Regions from separate parts of the Homo sapiens genome. Here region 2 is linked to region 1. The links are chromatin loops, found by intact Hi-C in ENCODE. Cell type or tissue: GM12878. All regions are shown on one strand. Each heading gives the region's core, and the rest is flanking DNA. Links, peaks and the distances in the headings are about the cores only. Region 1 holds the start of MRTFB (myocardin related transcription factor B). Region 2 overlaps MRTFB (myocardin related transcription factor B).

Region 1 (5,375 bases), core at 95-5,094:
AGACTACAGCCGCCCGCCACCATGCCTGGGTAATTTTTGTATTTTTAGTAGAGATGGGGATTCAACATGTTGGCCAGGCTGGTGTCGAACTTCTGTCCCCAGGTGATCCTCTCACCTCGGCCTCCCAAACTGCTGGGATTACAGGCATGAGCCACCACAGCTGGCCTAAAAACTAATTTTATTTCTGTATATGAGCCCATCCTCCTACTTGAATTGCTATTTCTACTGGGCAATGAGGAAAGGATAAAATATCACAAAGAATCCACCCATGGTAATAACAGCTTTGATTTACTGAGTGCTTAATCTTGTAAGGCACTTTTCCGTATGCTTCACATATATTAAGTTGGTTAATTTTCCCTACTCATGTTCTTATGTTAGATGAGAACACTGAGGCACTGGCCACCCGGAGGAGAACATAACAGCATCTTACACTGGAGTCCTGACCTCAGGGGATTTGGGGATTTTCTGTTTCATAAAGATAAAGGCTTTTGAGGTAGGGAATAGCCTTGTTGGTCACGAAAGGCAAAGTTTGTGCATTTGGAAACAGGCTGATCTGGGGTGGAACCAACCACTTGCCAACTGTGTGTTGTTGCGTGTTGTTGTGTGTCGTTGCGTGTTGTGTGTGTCGTTGCGTGTTGCTGTGTGTGTTGTTGGGCATGTCCTCTCACCTCTTATGTTCCTGGTTTTCTCATCTGTAAAATGGGGACAACCATAACTTCCACAGGGGATTTGTGACGGTTGATTTTAGGCATCCGTTTGGCTGGATTAAAGGATACCCAGATGGCTGGTAGAGCATTACTTCTGGGTGTGTCTGTGTGGGTGTTGCCAGAAGAGATTGGTGTTTGAATCAGTGACTGAGTAAGGAAGATCTGCCTTCATCGCCATCAGTTGAGGGCCTGGATAGAACAGTAGAAGAAAGACAAATTCTCTCTTTCTCTTCCGGAGCCAGGACACTATCTTCTCCTGTCCCTCGACACCAGAACTCCAGATTCTCCAGCTTTTTTTTTTTTTTTTTTTTTTTTTTTGAGACAGTCTCACTTGATGCCCAGGCTGGAGTTCAATAATGCAATCTCAGCTCAGTGCAACCTCCTCTTCCCAGGTTCAAGCGATTCTCCTGCCTCAGCCTCCCCAGTAGCTGGGATTACAGGCACCCATCACCACACCTGGCTAATTTTTGTATTTGTAGTAGAGAACGGGGTTTCACCATGTTGGCCAGGCTGGTCTTGAACTCCTGACCTCAGGTGATCCACCTGCGTCAGCCTCCCAAAGTGCTGGGATTACAGGCATGAGCCACTGCGCCCAGCCCAGGTTCTCCAGCTTTGGACTCTAGGACTCGCTCCAGTGGCTCCCAAGTTCTCAGGCCTGTAGCCTCGAACTGAGAGTTACACCATCAGATTCCCTGGTTCTCGGGCCACAACTGCGACTGAGCTATGTCACCAGTTTCCCTGGCTTTCCAGTTTGGAGATGGCACATCGTAGGACTTCTCAGCTGCCATCATACATCCCCTCTTATGAATCTATATAGTTTTTTCTTTTTTAGAGACAGGGTCTCACTCTGTTGTCCAGACTGGAGGGCAGTGGCACAGTCAGAGCTCACTGCAGCCTCGACTCCTGGGCTCAAGAGATCCTCTCACATCAGCCTCCAGAGTAACTGGAACTCCAGGCATGTGCCACCATGCCCAATTCTTTTTATTTTTTGTAGAGACGGGGTCTCACTGTGTTACCCAGGCTGGTCTAAAACTCCTAGGCTCAAGTGATCCTCCTGACTGGACCTCCTAAGGTGCTGGGATTACAGGAATGAGCAACCTTGCCCAGCCTACATCTATCTAGAACCTAGTAGCTGTGTTTCTCTGGAGAACCCTAATACAGGGTTGTTGGGAGGGCTAAATAAATTAATAAATAGACAGCACCTGGAGCAGGGCTCAGCACTTTGTAGCTGCCCAGCAGGTGTGATTTTCCTTCTTCACCCACTTCCTCCATCTGGTGAGTTGAGTGAGGTTGAAACATGCAAGGGCACCCACATGCTCTGGCCTGTACACAGCAATTGGTTCCGGGGAGAGTGGACAGGTTTGGAGCATGGGCAGGCCAGCACTTGCTGACATTGATGTGATTATCAGGTGGGCTGGGTAAGCCCATGCAGACGCTGTTGCAGGTGGAAGGCTACCTAGAACCTCCAGGGCTCCTGATCTTACAGCAGCCGGCCCAGATGAGCTAGCTCATGCTCGCTTGCTTGCAGAACAGGACCTACCTACAAGGTAGTGCTGGGCTCCGGACTCAGACCCAGGTTCAAATCCTATTTCACAATGGAAACAGGCTACTTTCTCCACCTCCAGGATTGCAAGAAGATTGGTATGACCTTGATATGCCCGCAATAAATGTTAGCCCTTCCTCTTTACAAACAATTATTATTTCATTAAGACTTACTCCTGGGAAGAAGTCACACTTTTCTGTGTGCTAACATCATGTACATTCTGATTCTCTGTCCTGTGTGCCATTCCATCATGCTCTCTACCAGCAAAACGCCACCAGTCTAAGGAGGAGACAGAACCGCATAAAAATAGTCACACAGTCTTCAGAGCTGCACAGGGAGTGGCACAGGGGCTTCACAGGCCTTGGGAAGTTTGTAAAGTGAGGGAGAAGCACTTTACTGTCGCCAGCTCCATTGAAAACAGATTGTAGCAAATGACTTCCCAGGAGCTCCTCCTCTCACCTTGGTGAATGTTGGGAGAGAATGAAGACTGCGGCTGAGAGGCAGCGCCTTGAGCCTTGAACGGAAAGAGGGACAGGGCCTGGGGGCTGTCACTGAGGTGCAGAAATGGGTTTTGGGCTGGGCATCAGACAACCCCAGATCCCAACACTGGCTCAGCCAATTCCTGGCTGTGTGACATGGAGCCATTACTGTACTTTCCTTGCCAGGCCTCCATTTTTCCTCTCTCTAGAATGGGGAGGCTGGTAATACCCACTTTGGAGGGCAGTGTGAGGACCGAAGGGGGCTGTTAAGTGCTCGGCGCGCAGCGAGCACTCAGGACGGGTGGCAGCGGTCACCTTTGTCGCCACCGTCCAAGCCTTTGCAGAGGCTCAGGGCCGAGCCCCGGACATGCGCATGCGCACGCGCACCCGGCCGGCCAGGTGAGAAGGAGGCGGCCGCCTCGCACCTGGGCTTTAACCCTTCCCAGTCACGGGAGTGGGCGGAGTGCACGCAGGGACGGAGTCGGGGGCGAGCAGCGAGAGAGGCCGGGCTTGACCCTTGAGGCGGGGTGGGCAGCGTCCGGGGAGCGCGCCGAGCCGCTTCTAGCCTGGGGTCCGCGCGCGCCGCGGGGAGGAGGGGGAGTGCCGAGGGGAGCGAAGTCTCGCGAGATCGCGCGGCGGCGGCGGGAGCGGCGGCGGCGGCGGCCGGGGAGGTGAGCGGCGGGCGGTGGCGGCCGTTGGGGGCTGAGGCCGGGTGAGAGCGGCCGAGACCGAGGGCTGGGTGGGGGAGCGGGCCTGGTGAACATCCCGCGTCCCAGGCAGCCATCCCTGTTCGTCCCCGCAGCAGCTGCGGCGCCGTTTGGTCCGCACCGTCCCCGGGACTCGCGCGGGGCGGGGCGGCCGGGGCCGCGGGCCGGTGCCTCCTTCAACCGGTCCTCGCGCCCGGGCGCGACCCCGGGGCCGCCTCAGTGTCCATCTCGACTGCAGAGTTGGCCCTGCTGACAGTGGCAGCGGCGTTTATGGAGCCTCTGCTGTGTGCCGGGCACTTAAGTTGCGCGCTTGCACGCCGGGGCTGCACAGAGAGGTGGAGCGCCCGGGCCAGAGCCACACTGCGAGGAGGCGGTGGGAGGGGACCGGGACCCCTGCGCCCCCTTCCTCTTCCCACCTCCCACTCCCCTCAGCCCTTTTCTCCTGGGGTCCCGACCAGGCTTCAGAGGGGGTGTCTGGGAGCGCCCTGAAGTTGGATGCAGCTTGGTATATGGGTTTCTTGGGAGAGAGTTTTTCCAGGGCTTTTGTCTCGTTCCTAAAAGGGTCCCCGATCCCCAAGTGGTCAAGAACCATTGTTTGGCCCTGCTTGGAAGCAGAGGTGGGCTGAGAGCAGCGGGCGTGTGCTGGTAGTGGGGTGTCAGGCCCAATGAAGTGGAATATTGGAGCCCAGGGCTTGCCTTAGGCAAAGGAAACTCTTCTCTAAAAGTTCGATTTTTGTTTCAGCACGCGATTCCACTCTTGGGAACAGTGGTTCTCAACCTCGTCAGAATCAAGGTCCCTTCTTCCCCTTTGCAGCAAACATGTATAAAGCCCTCTTTACTACCCTGAAATGAAATTCATAAACAATGTGACCTCCCTACACACATCCTTGAAAAGCAGTATGATGGTTTGATTGAAGCGTAAGGGCGAAATAGAGAACAGTATATGACAGATGTTGCTGTACCATTCACATCTAGGACATACTCTTGTGCTGGAAGACAGTATATACTGGGGTGCTTGTGCCAGCTTCTAATGAGTACATTTGTATTGGTTAAAAAAAATTAGGAGGAGCTATTTCAAACAAGAGCAAGCCTGGGCAATATAGCGAGATCCCACCTGTACAAAAAAAGAAAAAATTAGCGTGGTGTGGTGGCGCACACCTGTAGTCTCAGCTGCTTGGGAGGCTGAGGTGAGGGGATCTCTTGAGCCCAGGAGTTAAAGGCTGCAGTGAGCTGTGATTGCACCACTGCCCTCCAGCCTGGGCTACAGAGTGAGGCCGCTACTTCAGGGAAAGAGCAGAGATACAGACGGAGGTTGGGAAAAACACCTAGGTTGGCATAACCTGTTTCTTGCGAATTAAAGAGAGAAACAACCTAGATTGAACTAGGGATAACATGGCAAGACAAATAACAGACTGTCTCAATAAATACGTAAATATTAGCACAAGCCCTCCATGGATCCATATTTTTAAACTATATTGTAGAATTTTTTGTGTCACACACTCGAAGGGACAATACTGGCTTCCTAACAATTACCATTGGTAATAATTAATAAAATATTAACAAGGTTGAAAATTTTTGGTTCAATATCAGTATCTCACTTGTTTGTATATGCTCAGTATTCTGATACTACAATTGTATGTTAACGGTGTGTGGTGTGAGGAAACGATCGCTAATGTTTAGACAGTTTTCCCTTACTCTATTTAAGCTTCCCTTGCTACTTTCTCCTACATTACTGGAGTTTCCCTGCAATTTCTTATAAAAACTTTTAAATATTGTAAAGTAATGCCAGTTTATAGTGGGCTTAATCTGCCCGTTCATTTGAAAGACTCTCGTACCAGGCGAATCTTCATTATACAGATCTGTCCCACCTATGTGTTGTGTGAAGTCTTTTAGATCCAGGCCCCCCAAACCCTAAATGCCAGCGGTGTCCCCCAGTCTC
Region 2 (5,375 bases), core at 229-5,228, 51 kb after region 1:
AAACCTTAGACAAATTAAATATAATAGAATTTAATTGAATGAAGAACAGTTTGTGAATCGGGCAGCCCCCAAACTAGACCAGGATTAGAGAAGCTAGGATTAGTATAGTCACGTGGTTGAAGATTTATGGACAGAAAAAGAAAGGTGCCATACAGAAAATGGAAGTGAGGTGCAGAAACCGTCGGATTGGTTATAGTTCATTGTTGGTCTTATTTGAATATAGTTTGGCAGTTGGCTGCCTCTGATTGGCTGAAACTAGGTGATTGGCACAAGAGTAGGTTATAGTTTGTTTATGTATTTAGTTAGGTTATAGTTTCTTATGTATAGAGAAACCTTTAAGCTGAATTTAAAATACATAAGGAGGCAGGTTTAGACTAAATTTAATTGAATGGTTTTTCCTTTTTGATCAGTCTCTCAAAATTTCACTTTTGAGAGATTGACCAAAACTTTAGGCATTAATGTCACTTTGGTTTTAAATTTTACTAGGAAATAGTAGACCAGTGGACTTTGCAAGGTGGGAACAAGGACTTCAGATAATTTTTTTGTAAGGGTTAGAGTAGAGGGAACCTTTTTTTGTTGGAATTTTTTGCTTATAGGAGAAAAAATCTGGTCTGTTTTAAACTTATTTTTTTTTAAGTTTTAGTTTGATTATATCATATTTAGTATAAGTGATTGTATTTTGGTTGGTTTGGTCTGTTGGGGCTTAGTGTAGGAGTTTAGTCTAAAATAATGGCCTCGCATAGCAGCTTTAGGCTAAACTGAATTTAACAGCACCTGCAGGTGGAACAGCTGACGTGTAGGGTCCTACATTTCCTCAGCTTCACTGGACGTTGCCAGATCATTCTCCAGAGCAGCTTTGAGGTTTCAGCTCCTGACAGCACTGTCTCAGAATTTCTGTTGCCTCATATTCTTGCCAAGACTTGGTACTGTCAGACTTTCAAATTTTTGCCAATGTGAAATAGTACATTTCCTTCATTTCTAGTGAATTTGGGCATCACTTCTTATGTTTATTTGGCTGTTTCCGTTTCCTCTTTTGGGGCTTGTCAGATTTTCTTTTGTATGTTCTTTTTCTTATGTATGTTTATATCCTTATATATCTCAGATTAACCTTTTGTTGATATTTTGCATTTCCTGTTTTCCATAGTTCACATATGTTCTCCATCATGGCTTATCTTTCCACTTTGTGGTATGCTTTGTTGGGTGCCAGTTTCACATTATAATCAAGTCATACTTGTCAGTCTGTTCATTTATGGTTGGTGCTTTTTACATCATGTTTAATCCCTCCGTTCTCTAAGTACTTTGGGGTCATAAAGAGATCCTACCATGTTTCCTTCTAAAAGTTTGTTCTGTTTTTTTTCAGTGTAGGTCTAATCCATGTGCAATTTATTTCTGTGTGTGCATATAAGATAGAGAAAATTTTCCACGTGAGTAAACTGGTTGCACAAGCCAGTGTCACTGATTGCATAGTCTTATCTTTTTCCCCACTGATTTGTGATGCCACCTTATCACGTATTCAGTTTCCTTAGTATACATGGGCAGCTTCATCGGTTTATAATACATTCTTTTAAAATAATATATGCTTGTGTCACTTCTGCACTATCTTAATCACTGTGGCTTTATATATTGATACATTATGCAAGGCCCTGTTAAGAACCTTGAGTGGATGGTTATGATTGGAACTTAGTGTGTGGGGGATAGAATAGTGGGTGGTTGTGCTAGGAAAGTAGGTGGACTTGATTTTGTGGAGGGCTTTGAGGAGAACTCTGAGGACACAGGTAAGGTCTGTCTGTGGGACCATGGGTCACTGGGTGCTGGTAGATATAGAAGTAGGGCCTGGGCTATAATCTTTCAGCAGCAATGAGTGGTTTTTTTCAAAGAAGATTAAGGGTCTCAAGAAGTTATTTGTGCATTCCACATAAACTCATATATATGTATAGTATATTTTTTCCAGAAGTCTTTTTGATTAACTCTTCTTTAAGCTGTTGCTCTCTTAAAACCTCACCTCAAATTTCTCTTACATCAGAAACTCTTTAAAACTGGTTATTGTGAGTGTTCTTTGCTTTGGTGTTACAGTCTTCATTTGAAAGCTGGTTCTTAGCATTGTCATTTTCTTTTTCAGTTAATATGGCTTTTTTTTTTTTTACATTGAGCTTTAGGCTTATTTTTTCCCCTTTCTACTTTGTACTGAATTGAATCAGAAAAAAAAAGAATGCTATTTTTAAGTGCCATTATTCTTTTGAAGAAAAGCTTCCATTTAAAATGTTTGTCTGAACTGTAAGGGGTTTCTGTCAACCACTTCTGCTTCTGCTGAGAATGAGTAACATGACCTTTTTTTCTGTTTTAAAGAACAAGAGCGATGTCACGATGCTCCAAATGTTTGTTGTATTCCTTATTTTGGTGACATTTGAACTCTTATTAAGTAGAATTGAGTTAGTAAAAATTAAATAAGTTAGAGAAAATTGACTACTACTTAGATTGTTAACCTCTTATGCAAACTCTAGTGCTTCTGTGGTGTTTGAAAAGGAAGTATAAAAAGAGTTGCAGAATGAGGGGAAAAGCCCTGAAAGCGTTTTTGTTTTTGTTTTTTTCAAATTGGAAATGTCTTTATTCTCTTTGCAGACTGTAAAGGTAGCACACGCTCATTATAAAAATTTGACGCAATACCAAAGGGTGTAGAATAGCACTCCCCCATAGAGTTTTCTGCAATGATGGAAATGTTCTATTTTGTACCATCAGTGTAGTAACCATTAACCATATGTGGCCGTCAAGCCCTTAAAATGTGACAGGTGCAATTGTAGAACTGAGTTTTTTAATTTAATTGTAATTGATTTATATTTAAGTAGAACATGTGGTGAGTAGCTACTGTATGGTACACTCAGAGATAGCCGGTTGGGTGTGTACATTCTCTGTCACTCTCTACCAGCCTCCTGACTTTCTTCTCTCTTTTACCTCTGCTCTGTCCCTTTTTTCTCACCTCCTGTCTCTGTTTCTTTGGCATGCAGCCTGCCAGGCTGCCTCCACTCTCCCTGCCTTCCCCGTTCTTTCTCTTGTTCTTTCTATGTAAGTGTTATATATATACACATAGGACATTCTGTTCAGCAGTTAACTTTTTCTATTTAATTATGTATCATGGACATTTTCCCCTTTCAGTACATATGGATCTGTTTTTTTTTTTTCAATAATAGCGTAATTTCAGTGGAATTAATGTACCAACTTTTTTTTTATTATACTTTAAGTTCTGGGGTACATGTGTAGAATATGCAGTTTTGTTACATGTATATACACGTGCCATGGTGGTTTGCTGCACCCATCAGCCGGTCACCTACCTTAGGTATTTCTCCTAATGCTATCCCTCCCCTAGCCCCCTACCCTGCAACAGGCCCTGGTGTGTGATGTTTCCCTCCCTGTGTCCATGTGTTCTTATTATTCAGCTCCCACTTATGAGTGAGAACATGCGGTGTTTGGTTTTCTGTTCTTATGTTAGTTTGCTGAGAGTGATGGTGTCCAGCTTCATCCATGTCCCTGCAAAGGATATGAACTCATCCTTTTTTATGGCTGCATAGTATTCCGTGGTGTATATATGTGCCACATTTATTTTCTTTATCCAGTCTATCATTGACGGACATTTGGGTTGGTTTCAAGTCTTTGCTATTGTGAATAGTGCCACAGTAAACATATGTGTGCATGTGTCTTTATAGTAGAATGATTTATAATCCTTTGGGTATATACACAGTAATGGGATTGCTGGGTCTAATTGTATTTCTAGTTCTAGATCCTTGAGGAATCACCACACTGTCTTCGACAATGGTTGAACTAATTTACACTCCCACCAACAGTGTAAAAGCATTCCTATTTCTCCACATCCTCTCCAGCATCTGTTGTTTCCTGACTTTTTAATGATCACCATTCTTACTGGCGTGAGATGGTATCTCATTGTAGTTTTGATTTGCATTTCTCTAATGACCAGTGATGACGAGCATTTTTTCATATGTTTGTTGGCTGCATAAATATCTTCTTTTGAGAAGTGTCGGTTCACACCCTTTGCTCACTTTTTGATGGGGTTGTTTGTTTTTTTCTTGTAAATTTGTTTAAGTTCTTTGTAGATTCTGGATATTAGCCCTTTGTCAGATGGATAGATTGCAAAAATTTTCTCCCATTCTGTAGGTTGCCTGTTCACTCTGATGATAGTTTCTTTTGCTGTTCACAAGCTCTTTAGTTTAATTAGATGCCATTGGCTTTTGTTGCCGTTGCTTTTGGTGTTTTAGACATGAAGTCCTTGCCATGCCTATGTCCTAAATGGTATTGCCTAGGTTTTCTTCTAGAATTTTTATGGTTTTAGGTCTTACATTTAAGTCTTTAATCTATCTTGAGTTAATTTTTGTATAAGATGTAAGGAAGGGGCCCAGTTTCAGTTTTCTGCATGTGGCTAGCCAGTTTTCCCAACACCATTTATTAAATAGGGAATCCTTTCCCCATTGCTTGTTTGTATAGGTTTGTCAGGTTGTTGATGTATGGTCTTATTTCTGAGGCCTCTGTTCTGTTCCATTGGTCTATATATCTGTTTTGGTACTAGTACCATGCTGTTTTGGTTACTAGCCCTGTCATATAGTTTGAAGTCAGGTAGTGTGATGCCTCCAGCTTTGTTCTTTTTGCTTAGGATTGTCTTGGCTATGAGGGCTCCTTTTGGGTTCCATATGAAGTTTAAAGTAGTTTTTTCCAATTCTGTGAAGAAAGTCAATGGTATCTTGATGGGGATAGCATTGAATCTATAAATTACTTAGGGCAGTGTGGCCATTTTCACGATATTGATTCTTCCTATCCATGAGCATGGAATGTTTTTCCATTTGTTTTTGCCCTCTCTTATTTCCTTGAGCAGTGGTTTCTAGTTCTCCTTGAAGAGATCCCTCACATCCCTTGTAAGTTGTATTCCTAGGTATTTTATTCTTTCAGTAGCAATTGTGAATGGGAGTTCACTCATGATTTGGCTCTCTGTCTGTTATTGGTGTATAAGAATACTTGTGATTTTTGCACATTGATTTTGTATCCTGAGACTTTGCTGAAGTTGCTTATCAGCTTAAGGAGATTTCGGGCTGAGATGATGGGGTTTTCTAAATATATAATCATGTTATCTGCAAACAGAGACAATTTGACTTCCTCTTTTCCTATTCGAATACCCTTTATTTCTTTCTCTTGCCTGATTGCTCTGGCCAGAACTTCCAATACTGTGTTGAATAGGAGTGGTGAGAGAGGGCATCCTTGTCTTGTGCCAGTTTTCAAAGGGAATGCTTCCAGTTTTTGCCCATTCGGTATGATATTGGCTATGGATTTGTCATAAGTAGCTCTTACTATTTTGAGATATGGTCCATCAATACCTA

Evidence for each region. Peaks named below come from ENCODE experiments on the same cell type or tissue, not always from the same donor. Only the 100,000 strongest peaks of a DNase experiment are listed, where the experiment ranks them.
Region 2: it touches region 1 in a loop (2.1-fold over the local background); 5 of 110 quality-filtered maps call a loop at or near these places.

Annotation. Positions count from the first base shown.
Region 1 is chr16:14,067,966-14,073,340 of GRCh38, forward strand. MRTFB (myocardin related transcription factor B) reads left to right here and starts at 3,354. Exons shown (of 17, transcript NM_001308142.2): 1 at 3,354-3,400. RefSeq lists silencers at 3,129-3,598, 3,739-3,818. In GM12878, for the core only: no CTCF peak of the experiment used is centred there; a DNase peak (open chromatin) is centred at 3,126; H3K4me3 peaks cover 1,908 bases; H3K27ac peaks cover 1,261 bases.
Region 2 is chr16:14,119,075-14,124,449 of GRCh38, forward strand. The region is part of intron 2 of MRTFB (myocardin related transcription factor B); the gene reads left to right. Among named protein-coding and RNA genes, the nearest start is that of MRTFB, 50 kb to the left of the region's middle. In GM12878, for the core only: no CTCF peak of the experiment used is centred there; a DNase peak (open chromatin) is centred at 2,297; H3K4me3 peaks cover 701 bases; H3K27ac peaks cover 443 bases.